Regions from separate parts of the Homo sapiens genome. Here region 1 is linked to region 2. Evidence: chromatin contacts called from ENCODE Hi-C or POLR2A ChIA-PET data. All regions are on one chromosome and are shown on one strand. Each heading gives the region's core, a stretch centred on a gene start or an enhancer-like site at or near the end of the contact. The rest is flanking DNA. Distances are from core to core; before and after follow the strand shown. Region 1 overlaps PEAK1 (pseudopodium enriched atypical kinase 1). Region 2 holds the start of LINC00597 (long intergenic non-protein coding RNA 597).

Region 1 (6,186 bases), core at 2,320-4,819, 37 kb before region 2:
ATCATAAACTTACCTTGGAGCCCAGCAATCCCACTCCTAGGTATTTACCCAAGATAAATAAAAACTTTTGTTTACACTAAAACCAATACACAAAGGTTTACAGCCAAAAGCTGGAAACAATCTAAATGTTAGGTGGCAGTGGTTACATAACTGCATACATTTGTCAAAACTCACAGAACCGGCAGGTAGGCTGGGCGCGGTAGCTCATGCCTGTAATCCCAGCACTGTGGGAGGCTGAGGCGGGTGGATCACTTGAGGCCAGGAGTTTGAGACTAGCCTGGCCAACATGGTGAAATCCTGTCTCTACCAAAAATACAAAAATTAGCCAGGCATGGTGGTGTATGCCCGTAATCTTAGCTACTCAGGAGGCTGAGGCATGAGAATTGCTTGAACCTGGGTGGCGGAGGTTGCAGTGAGCCGAGGTTGCATTGTGCCACTGCACCACAGTCTAAGACAAACAAACAACTCATAGAACTACGCACTTAAAAAAAGTGAATTTTACTACATGTAAATTTACCTTCAATAAACCTGACTTTAAAAAGACAGCTCTGCTGCTATGTAGAAAATGGACTCGGGAAGAACAGGACAGGAGGCTTAAAAGACTGACATAGGCAAACTAAGATCTGATGAGGATCTGGATTAGGATGTGGTGTCAGGGAAGGCAGAGAAAGATGCAGGAATGACTGGATTTTGAAGAGTAAAAAGTATTGAGGTTTTAGGTTTATGTATTCAAATGATTATGGAGCCATTTACTGAGATGACAACATTGGAGGAGGTGCAACTTTTGAAGGGAAGACTATGAGTCCATATTTTGTCACCCTGCATACAAGACAGTATATGAATTTAGGAGTCTGAAACATGGATGAGAATTCTGTGGTTCTCCTCTGCTTAGGAATTACTAGTATAGAGATATTTAGGCCGAAAAGAAAATAGTGAGCTGAGGAGGTGGCCTTGGTGGGTGAACCAGGGAGAAGGGGCTACTTCCTCTCCCCTAACTGAAAACTAACAGCCAAGGTGTGATGACACAGAAGCCAGATGAGGAAATGTCATGAAGGAGAAAGACAATAACTATTTCAAATGCTGCTGAGAGGTAACGGAAAATGAGGACTTACATACATGCCCATTGGACTTGGCAACATGAGCTCATCTGTGACCTTAGCATGAACTATTTGGTTCAGTGGTGGGGATGGAAACCAGACTGCAGTGAGTTGAAGAGTGAGATAATAGAGCAATGGTAGATAACTTTTGGAGAAGAGTAGGCAGGAAGGAGAAGCAAGAAGGAGCTAGGAGGATGGGGGTCCAGAAAGGATTTCCTTATTTTAAGATGGGAAAACCTAGATAATGTTGAATGGTAATATTGGGGAAAGATACAGGCCAGGGTGAGAGGCTGAAAAAACAGGAAAGAGGAAAGAATCACAATACTTAGAATGTTAAAACTGTGCAGGTTTCTAATTCAACTGTGTTTTATGGACAAAGGAATCGAAGCCTAGAAGAGACAGTGACTTTCCTAAGGACACACAGTAAATAAGAAAGACCCAGAACTGGGACTCAAGGCTACAACTACCTACAATATGTTTTGTTTTTACCTTTTTTGGTAGATGTTTTTTTCTTTTGTTGTATATGCTCACTGTGGAAACTCAGAAAAGCATAAAGAAAATAGAAACCATATGTAAACTTATTATTCAGAAGTAACTTTTATTAACAGTTTGGGGGCAGTTCCTGTCAGTCACCAAGAATTTAAATTAAAAAATTCCCTGTGTACTTAGCACTATGCAGCACTGAATACAAAAAAGAATAAGGCATCTTGGCATAATATCTTGTTAACCAAGTTAAACAGACTCTGATAAGAGTGGGATTAAGTTTTCTCTTTGTAAGTAGTACAATATATTTGCTTTTTCAAAGACTAGTAGATAATAGTAAAAATAATTCCCCACTTTGAGTAAAAGTAAGTTAATTCAGTCAAAAGATGGCTAAGCTGATTAACAGCTATCACTTATCAACAGAATAGCCAAATGAGACTCACCAGGAACACCATTTGCTTATGTCAGTGTTGTGTGCACTAGGAACCCATGTTGCATATGACATTCGTTTACAAGTTTGTGTCCATCTGTATTCATCTGGTTTAAAACCGAGACACTTATACATATGTAACAAACCTGCACATTGTGCACATGTACCCTAAAACTTAAAGTATAATAATAAAAAACAAAAAACAAAAAAACCGAGACATGAACCAGGCAAACACCTTTAGCAAGCACCAGATGGAGCTGCTGTCTAAGCCACAAAACCTTAACCACGAGGGCTTCATTTTAAACACTAATTATATTTGGAGACAAAGAGGTGCACTTAAAGACACTGTCAAAACTATTTTAACCTACAACAGTCTCATAGAGGGGGAATCTGTACCAGATGCAGGTCTGTCCAAAGAGCAATCCTTGGGTTTTACAGCCTTTGTGAAATGACTTCAGTGGCAATCAATAACTAGCAGCTTTCCCTGCTCAACACCAACGCTCCCCAAATGGGAAACTCCAGTCTCCAAAGTTATGCTTGAGAAATAAGAAATGTGTCTCCTGAGGCACTTACACAAGGAAATAAAACAGTCTATCCTGGTGTCTTCTATTTATTTGCCAGAACAGGTCTGATACAGAGCACCCAAATGGAATGTTTGATAAGAAAAGCTCATTTACCTCCACATTCCTTATAATCTCAAAGCAAATCTTCTAGATGAAATAGTCTATGGGAGAGTTTAATGGCTGAAGCTGCCCCTAGGAGGTAGCCAGGATTCCATGATCTAAAATCCTATTTCATATTTGACAGTTTTCAGGACCAAAGCCCTTCAGGCTATAGATTAAGCTATTCAAGAGTGGCCTATTTCACTTCAAGTCATGACAGCTTTTTAAGAACCTATTACTGTTTTTTATTCTCTCTACTGCCATACAATGACAATAATTAGTTTGCTTCTAGTCCAACAGTTTCAGGCAGATTTGATACCAAAAAAAAACCCCACAAAAATACAAAAAAACAACAAACAAATCCACAATGGATTTCAATCTTGAAATAAACTGGCCAGCAGAAAGAGCTGGAGCTCCTCAAGCTGGATTCAATTTCCATTAGTGAAGAAAAGGAAAGTGTGTAGGTGGGAGATTAAACACCATATATACAGCATTTCCTAAAGGCACCCAAGGAGAATCTGTTAATAATAAAGGAGGATGGAGAATGAACTGCTAAGCTCCTCCAATTCTGTGACTCCCGAAGCCCACCATCTCTCTCCATAAAATCTGTCACATTGCCATGGAGGCAGAGTCAAGAATCCTCACTGCTGTACGTGGGCTTTTAAGGACACTCTCAGTGAGGATCTATTGCCTATATGTCATCCCACATATTAGTCCATCTCCAGGATGCTAGGGAACAATTTACAAGTCAAGGTTCTCACTAGGCTTTTGTTAAAGAACATGTGGGTCACTTAAAAAAAAGGAAAGGAAAATGTGACAACCATACCCACGTCACTGTTCCCAACCTTTCCTTCTTCCACAGTGAAAAATGCTGACCTGACACCTCAACCAGCTGCCAAACTCTTCAGTATATGACTAAAAGGGTGGGGAGAGGAAGTGAAAGCAAAGCTGCAGGAAGAAGTTTTGCAGAAGATAAAACACAGCTTAAATTTGGTACACAAATGGAAATTCCATGAGTAAAAGGGACTTTCTTGAGATCTGACTGAAAAAAAAAATTATCATTCCTTGCTATCACAAGAACATGAGGTTCTCCTATCTAAAGAAGAAACCAAAGTAAAATCTGCTTAATTTTGGAAACTTAATGAAATCTCCAGAAGCCCATCCAGTTCCAATTGTTCTAACCACAACAGTTTTTCTAACAGTTCACTGCTCCTGTCACATGGTAGTCATCTCAGGATAAGAATCATGTAACAACAAATGCACCCCTGCAAAGCAGCACCGCTCAGTTCCAACTAATTTTTAAATTCAAACTCTTTGACGAATCAGTTAACTACTACTAATAATAATTATTATAAACTTGGTAATAACTAGTTATAAGATTAGAAGTTCCAAAATGTTCCCTGAAACCACTTTAGACCCCTATTTAAGAAGGTATACATCAGAGAAGAAGTTAAAGTATTATCTAATAACAGCCAAGACTCCATAGTCTTTTATAGTTTTATTTTATTCACAAGCTTTTTCTTCTGCTTGGAATGTATTTCCTCTAATGCTGTTCCATTTGTTGAAACCCTATTTATCCTTCAAGATGCAGTTTAAATTTTACCTCTGTGATGAAGTTTTGCCTAACTCGATTATACCACATTGTTTTGTAATTATGTAAGTCCCCAGAAGGCAGGTCTAAGTGTTTTTCCTCTCTATATCTCTTGAATTGTTTGGAATACATTGGATACTAAATAAATGTTTTCACTCAAGAATAATTCTAGTTAGCATTTACTACTAAGTACCAGGCCCTTTACCCATAAAAACTCATAATTCGGCCAGGTGCGGTGGCTCAAGCCTGTAATCCCAACACTACATTTTGGGAGGCCAAGGCGGGCAGATCACCTGAAGTCAGGAGTTTGAGACCAGCCTGGCCAACATGGTGAAACTCTGTCCATACTAAAAATACAAAAATTAGCCAGGCGTGGTGGTGCGCGCCTGTAGTCCCAGCTACTCAGAAAGCTGAGGCAGGAGAATCACTTGAACCTGGGAGGGGGAGGTTGCAGTGAGCCGAGATCGCGCCACTGCACTCCAGCCTAGGCAACAGAGCGAGACTCTATCTCAAAAAAACAAAACAAAACAAACACCTCATAATTCTCACAAAACTCTATGATAGACATACTATTATTTGCCCTACTTTACTGATGAAGAAACTGAAACTTGCCCAAGGTCACATAGCTAGTAAATGGCAGAGCCAGGATGAATGCATGCATGCACGTATGCATGCATAAATGGTATAGCTTCATGGCATCTGGAGGCTGCTTTAAACATAAACATGGCAGTGTCTGAAAGACAGTCCACACAGCAGCAGCAGCAGCAGCAGCACTGTCCACCATAGTGGAATTCCACCATGAATGAAGAAGTGTAAGAAATAGGCACACCCACACCTTCCCCTCCTCAGCTCTAAGATGATCAGTCCAGGTGCTCACTGCAGAATAAGCCAGAAGGAAACAAACAGGCATAAACTTAGCTAGTAGGCTGTCTCAAAGTTGTGTTTTTTGTGTTTCAGAGTGTTGAGGAAGTAATATTACGAGGCAAATTAAGCATGATCTTTCATCCAGCTCTCCAAGTCAGGAACCACTCTGATTTGGAGGGGCCACTGAAGTGGCTGGTTGAGAGTGAGTTGGTGAGATGTTGCTATCAGTCACCTTGCTCTGTTCCTCTTCTCCATTGCCCTCAACCTCAGAGCCAACTGCCAAGTGAAGAAAGCTGGACTGCAGGCTAAATTAGGGAGTCACAGCTGATTGAGATGTGAGAAGACAGGGAATAAGAAAGAGACTAAATAAGGGCAGAGCAAAATTCAAATAAGAGAAGGTGGGAAAAAGGAAATTGGGAAGGAAGGAGAAATAAGAAAATAGTTAATGATTCTAAGAAAAATCCTGCTTGAATGTTTATAGCCACATAATCAGAGTGAGCAATGTCATTTTCTACCACTCTTCACTCATTTTTGGAGGCTTTATTGTCTTGTGTTACTTTATGTTTGGCAGGAGGCATTATTTTTCCAATTAAAAGAAATTTTACCTTTCCCAGCTATAGAAAAGAGTGAACAATACATACTGTAAAACATTTATAATTTAGACTTTTAAAGGGAAAAAGTACTTCTAAATTAATGAAAGTCTGAATTACACAATACTTTGAAGAAGTATAGATTTATTGCTTTTGAGGAAATACCATAATAAACTAGTCTTTCCTAGTGCAGATATTTGGACCTGTTCTAATAAATAAGTTGGAATTATTTTCTTAATGGTTGTAAATACATAACTTAAAATGCAGTCAAAGAATACTTCTCACACTGGAATCTGGGATGTGTTTTCAAGGGTCTATGAGTTCTCCAAAAGAGCTGAATATTAAACTGAAAGTAAAGTTTACATCTAAAATAAACTAATGTAAACACAGGCAGGATCATTGCAATGGCCATATTAACTAAGCACAGCAATATAATTTCCAGGACTACAAATACCTTTCTGTTTCTAAT
Region 2 (6,067 bases), core at 1,605-4,104:
GTCACACAGGTTCTACTGCAGAATCCACACTCCTTTCACATAATGATAGTTAAGTGGGAAAATCTCTGTTAATCAACTGGTCTTGGTGATTGATTTTTCTTGCAAGCAGAAACAATGAAAGGCTCTTCTGGGTCCCTTCACTATAGCCCTCTGGACAAACTCCAGACAAAGCCTGCTGGAACTCCAGAGAAAGCATGGAGCTCCCACTAATAAAAGGGCATGTCTTCCAGAGGCTATTTTCTTTGCCATAGAAAGCATAGCATTATGAAATAGTTCAAAATGGCAAAATAAAGCGCAAACAGATTTAATCTTACAGGCAAAAAGTCAAACAGAGTAAGAAGACAGGTGACACAGGTAACAAGGACAACTCTTTAGACTTCTGCCACTCAAAATACAGTCCACGAACTAGCAGCATTGGTAATACCTGCGAGCTTGTTAGAAATGCAGTGTCTCAGGCCCCACTCCAGATTTAGAATCAGTCCATGCTTTAGTATGTATATGAAAATTTGAGAAGCAATAATTTTAATTATAATTAAGTCACTAGTGACTAAATGACGGCCAAAACTGGTCTAAAGAGCTAGAAATTAGCCTATAGCCAACAAAGCTTCCAGAAACAAGATATTCTAATGCATTTCCCTCATTTGATTAATACTGTAAATTGTGAATTCACTTGCTAAGAGCCCTTTTGAAGCAAACTTGGAAGTCAGTATTCTATTATTTCAGTTCTACCTGGTAAGAACTTAGTTTCATTTGCACCTTTCACTCACTCACTCATAGCTTCCACCCAAGTACAAGCAAAGCAGCAGCACATGTTTAGTAGAGTTTTACCTTAGAGTAATCAGAGCCAAGATATGTTTTGTGGGGATAAAATGCATTTGTAAGCAAGAGCTGTCTTCATCAAAATTCAAGGTTTTCCACATGATTTAACTATCATAGCAAGCAATCTGGATATTACCCCACAAAACACATTTGTGTGTGTGTCGACAGTAGTCTCTAATACTGTGGCTAGTGGAAAGGAGTTATGGATTATTTTGTCAAGACAAAAGGTCTTGTAAAAATAACTTACTTCTCTTAAATAGCAAGCCAATACTCAAACTATTAGACTAGTGGGAAGAATGGTAATGCATTTGACCATAGAGAGAATACTTAATTAAATCTGCTAAGTGATTGATGATACTACCACTGTCCTGTTATATAAACTAAAACATCAAATCACTGTTGGATCCCTCTCTTCACTGAAAACAGTAGCTCTGCCAGATAGTTAAAAACAATTTCTGGAAATATCTGACCAGATGATGAGTTAATTTTGAAGGAAACCAATAGCCTCATTTGAGAGATTTTTTTTTTTTTTTTTTTTTTTACTTATTTATTGCTTACATCTGTTAGGTTTAGAAAACACTCATATGGAACAACAATGAAGACTGCTGTCAAAATCTGTCCCTTTGGTTATATTTTAAGAGAATCCTCTTTTAAACAAATTTTATTCATTTTCTTACTTTTTTGGACAGGGTTATTCTTTATCTCTCATAATAATTTAAAATATCTGAATCAAAATCCTCAAAATGTTTACAAAATAAGTAGTAGTTTTTTTTTTTCTACTTTAAGAATCTAACCAAAGGAAAACAAATTCAGACCAAAAGACTGAGATATTTTCTGGTTTCTAATTAGACTCTTCTACTTTATAACCTTGTAAACTAACATTCTTAACATTCCATAACAAAAAGGGCTGAAAAAAGGTTGGTTCACACAGATACTATCATAATGCAGGAAAAGGATTTGTGTTAGAATTCAATGTTCACATTAAATAAAATTTTCTTAATTATCTGGTTTTTACTAATACACTGTTCTTTTGTCTGATGGTGCCTTTCTTTCTGTGCTTTCTTTTCTCTTGCACTGACTGTCAACCTTGCTTAGAAGAGGGCTGATTTGTCTCTGACTTATCAGATGGTTAAAGTCTGCCTTATTTGAGTAAGCTCTTTAAAAATGCTGTTTTAGAAAGGTCAATTAGTTCTAAACAAAGATATTCAGTTCAGTAAGCAACTCCTATAGAGACACTTCCTACAGAGATAAGCCAATATTTCCTGTTGTGCTCTAGTGTACAAAGGGGCAAAGGAAGCTGTAAGTGAATGCACACTGTATCAGCTGGAGTCCCCAGAATTTATAATTTCTCACAGCACTTACGGGAGATTTCCACTGAGCTCCTACACCAGCATTTTCTAGAATTTTGCTGAATTATTTCATTTGTATGGAGAGAGGTGTTTCAAAATACATCCAATCTATCATGAAATCTGGATGATTTTTTTTCTCTGTGGTGATTTTTGGTTTTGCCCATCTCTTTCCATTTCCACAGCTGCACCTTTCACGTCTAGTTTGTTCTGGTGGTCTCCTATCTAATGTCTTTGCCTCTAGGTCCTCCCACTCCATCCATATGCAATCACAAATACAATGTTCCTCAATTAATTTCATCATGTGACTTGCTTGTTCAAAAATTTTAAGTAGCTCCCTATTTTTCAGCATATCAAACCCACATTTCTTAGCTTAGGTTTCAAAATCCTCCACATTTCAAATCAATGGTTATTTTGCAGAGAAGAAAACGGAGGCACTTTGAAGTAACTTGCCCAGGGTTACATAGTTAGAGGAATTGAGATCTCAGCTCAGGCAATCTCATTTCAGAGTTTAGGCTTTCAAGTATCACACTACATTATTCCTGTTAAGAGTCTGGTGTGTAACTGTTATGTTGCAATTGCATTGTATTTGTCTCCAGATATTTCCCCAACCACATTATTCTGAGACAGTACATTTCATTTGTATGTTCACACAAAACCTATATATAGCAGACAATTTATTTCATTAACTGGTGCTATACTAGAATAGTTTTTCAGATAAACCATAATGCCAAGCTTGCAACTGCTTGGAGTCAAAGATCGATAAAGATATAGGTGGTTAAAACTGTTTCCATCTATTTATATCCTCATCTGCTGCAGTTTCTGCTTAAAAATAGTTGTGACATGAAATTTTCCTATAAGGTGTTCTGGTCCAGAAGTAAGCAATGGTGAAATCTGAGCAAGACTTTCTACAGATGTGTGTGTGTGTGTGTGTGTGTGTGTGTGTATAATTTATATATATATATATATATATATATATATATGACAATTCTAGAAAGAAGTAGAAAGGGTACACCAAGCATGAAGTTATGTAATCTCTAACACTCGTAATGTTTACATTTGAAATAGTTAATATACTCTCTGTTTTTCAATATATGACGAAACACACAGTCATAAAGAAATGGCCCCTTCACTGAGAAGATATTGTGAATGTGTATTTCATAAGAGAATGCAGCTAGCCATAGTCTTGTTAAATGCTAGGCAAAGTTCATGTAAATGAAATGTTTATGCTGAGCATTACGCTCTAAGTATTTAATCGATCCTTAACCAAGAAAAAAAAATCAATGCTTTCTTTTTAATTCTGTCAGTCACAGCAACTGAAAATAAAGGGATATATATATATATATATATATATATATATATATATATATATATTACACACACATACACACATATATATGTGTGTAATGTAATACAGACAGGAAAGACCATTACCAGGAAACAGAACAATAGTTCTCTTTTCTCTTGTGGCTTTTTGCATTACATTATCAGTTAAACATTCTAAAGATATTTCAAGAAAAAAAAAAAACCCTGTCTTTGATATTTGATCTGAGATGTTTGAAAAGAAAATCTGAAACATTATCATTTACAAATCCAGACACTGACAACATAAACATATAAAGATGAAGTTGCCATGATAACGAATTAGGTATTCATATGTTTCACTGACAAAAATCCATTGTTCTATGGTTTTGCAACTAGTAAGTTTATGTCCCAAGTTCATGATATACCAGTATATCTGTTCTTAACATAAGACAATGAATAACTTTGTAACAGGGTCCAGAAATAATTAGCCACTCCAGAGAGTGTTGTGGAATTTGAAAACCGAGATGCCATGTATTTTCTCTGACACTATTTTCTGAATAGTCCAAATAAAAACTTGGAGGAAAGTTCAAAGCCCAAAATAAATCTGTCTCACGAAAAGATAGCTTGAGAAGTTCTGCATACTCTTCTGGATGCAGAAAAGAGCTACTGTGAGAAACACCTCACTCTTCATAAGTCAAGATGAAAACTGAGGATAATGTCATGCTACCAGAATAACAATAGTTACCACTTAACATATGCCAGGCACTTTTTATCTACTGTTTCCTTTAATCCCTCTACTTCCTTATAACGTATTACCACCCCTATTTTATAGACAAGGAAACTGAAGTTCAGAGAGATTTCGTGATTTGCTCATAGACCTAGGACTGGATCATACACTTAGATCATGGTATGTCTGAACTCTGGACTTAGATCTATCTAGCTCCAGAGTCTACAATTCTATTTTACTATATGGCAGTTGTCCTCAACCTTTAGTGCCTGTCACAATCATCTGTAATCTTTATTAAAATACAGATGCATGAGTTGCATTCCCATAGATCCTAAGCCAGCAGGTCTGAGAGGGGGCTCAAACATCTGAAACAGTTCAGGTACTTCTGATGTATATCAAAGGAAGAGAACTTGTATTTATTACTAGACTGGAAAAACAAAAATGGCAATCTAGAATAAGTTTATCATTTTGTAATTACTTGTTTTTCAGCAAATTTACCATTCTTATTACATATTTTGTAGGCATCCATTAAATCATCCCATTTTCTAATACATGATATCCCTAAACAAATAAGGGGGGTGGAGTAGTATAAGTAACACAGAGGCACATTGACTATAGTAGGAAGATCAAACAGGGGCTGATGGTTTTCTACCCATAATATGAAAATGAACAACATACAGACAGGAAAAGTAGAAGTAAGAGCAATATTGCTCTAATATATTAATATAGCACATACTTAGGATTAGACCAAGAAGAATAAAACCAAATAAATATACAGAAAACAACAATTTAGAAGAGTTCTGGGCTTAATCTTCAGAAGTTTACAATTTATAGAAATGAGATTTAAACACTTTAGATACAACCATCTCCAAAATGTTTTATGCTGTTTTGCTGCAGAGAATAAATAAGAAAAAAGTCCTATGATTTAATAATTTTTCTAGTAAATATATTTTTCTCTTAAGAAAATGAGGCTGGGCACAGTTGCTCATGCCTGTAATCCCAGCACTATGGGAGGCTAAGGCAAGAGGATAACTTGATCCCAGGAGTTCAAGACCTTCCTGGACAATATAGCAAGGCTCCAGGTCAACTAAAAAAAAAAAATTAGCCTGGTATGGTGGTGCTCACCTATAGTTTCAGCTACTTGGGAGGCTACTCAAGAGAATCACTTGAGCCCAGGGGTTCAAGGTTGCAGTGAGGTATGATCACATCACTGCGCTCCAGCCTGGGAGATACAGTGAGACACTGTCTCAAAAAAGAAAAAAGAAAAGAAGCTAATATTCTACATATATATTTTATCTATTCATAAATATTTGTTGGACACTTACAACATATAAGGTATTTTACTACTTTTTTATTATTTCTATTTTTTATTTATTATTATTATTATACTATAAGTTTTAGGGTACATGTGCACAACGTGCAGGTTTGTTACATATGTTTACATGTGCCATGTTGGTGTGCTGCACCCATTAACTCATCATTTAGTTACTTCTAATCTTTTACCAGTTGCATTATAATACCACGATTCTCATGTTCTAACATTTATGAACATGTACTTTCGAGTGGGCTCACAAAAATTATAGGGTGGCTAGCAGGCCTGTTCTGGGTCCCTATGGGTCATCAAAGATATGAGTTGACAATAAAATCAAGTTAGATAATTTGCTTTGGCCTGGAACTTGTGCAGAGCTTCTGATGCAGGACTTCATTTAATAAAGTTTGACCTGCAAGGGCCCTTAATGTTGCCTGGTCCACAGTCCTCATCAAACAGATGAAGATATTAAGGTGTAAAGAGAGAGAACAACTGGATTAAAATATCACACCTTTGCCCAGAACTTGCTGCTCTTTCACAGTCTAGCACAAACCCTGAGAG

The links. Hi-C counts contacts between places; a loop is a spot of excess contacts on that map. ChIA-PET counts read pairs that join two places held with the same protein, here RNA polymerase II (POLR2A). Pooled maps may share reads with other maps.
Region 1: a loop to region 2 is called in a map of endothelial cell of umbilical vein, with 5 times the contacts of the local background. The contact joins the enhancer-like site here to the promoter of LINC00597 in region 2. A Hi-C loop is called at or near these places in 2 of 168 maps with a recorded cell type or tissue (A673 and endothelial cell of umbilical vein) and 1 of 50 pooled maps. POLR2A ChIA-PET finds 5 or more read pairs at or near these places in 4 of 52 experiments (B cell, IMR-90, OCI-LY7 and 1 more).

What each region holds. Positions count from the first base shown.
Region 1 is chr15:77,184,427-77,190,612 of GRCh38, forward strand. All of the region lies in intron 6 of PEAK1 (pseudopodium enriched atypical kinase 1), which reads right to left. Among named protein-coding and RNA genes, the nearest start is that of LINC00597, 38 kb to the right of the region's middle. RefSeq lists an enhancer at 3,319-3,538. Within about 2 kb of position 3,570, at least 10 of the 41 ENCODE cell types and tissues checked have a DNase peak (open chromatin) inside an H3K27ac peak, as active enhancers do; they include B cell and endothelial cell of umbilical vein, where a contact is called at or near this core.
Region 2 is chr15:77,222,550-77,228,616 of GRCh38, forward strand. LINC00597 (long intergenic non-protein coding RNA 597) reads right to left here and starts at 2,855. Exons shown (of 1, transcript NR_026813.1): 1 at 1,344-2,855. The region is part of intron 6 of PEAK1 (pseudopodium enriched atypical kinase 1); the gene reads right to left.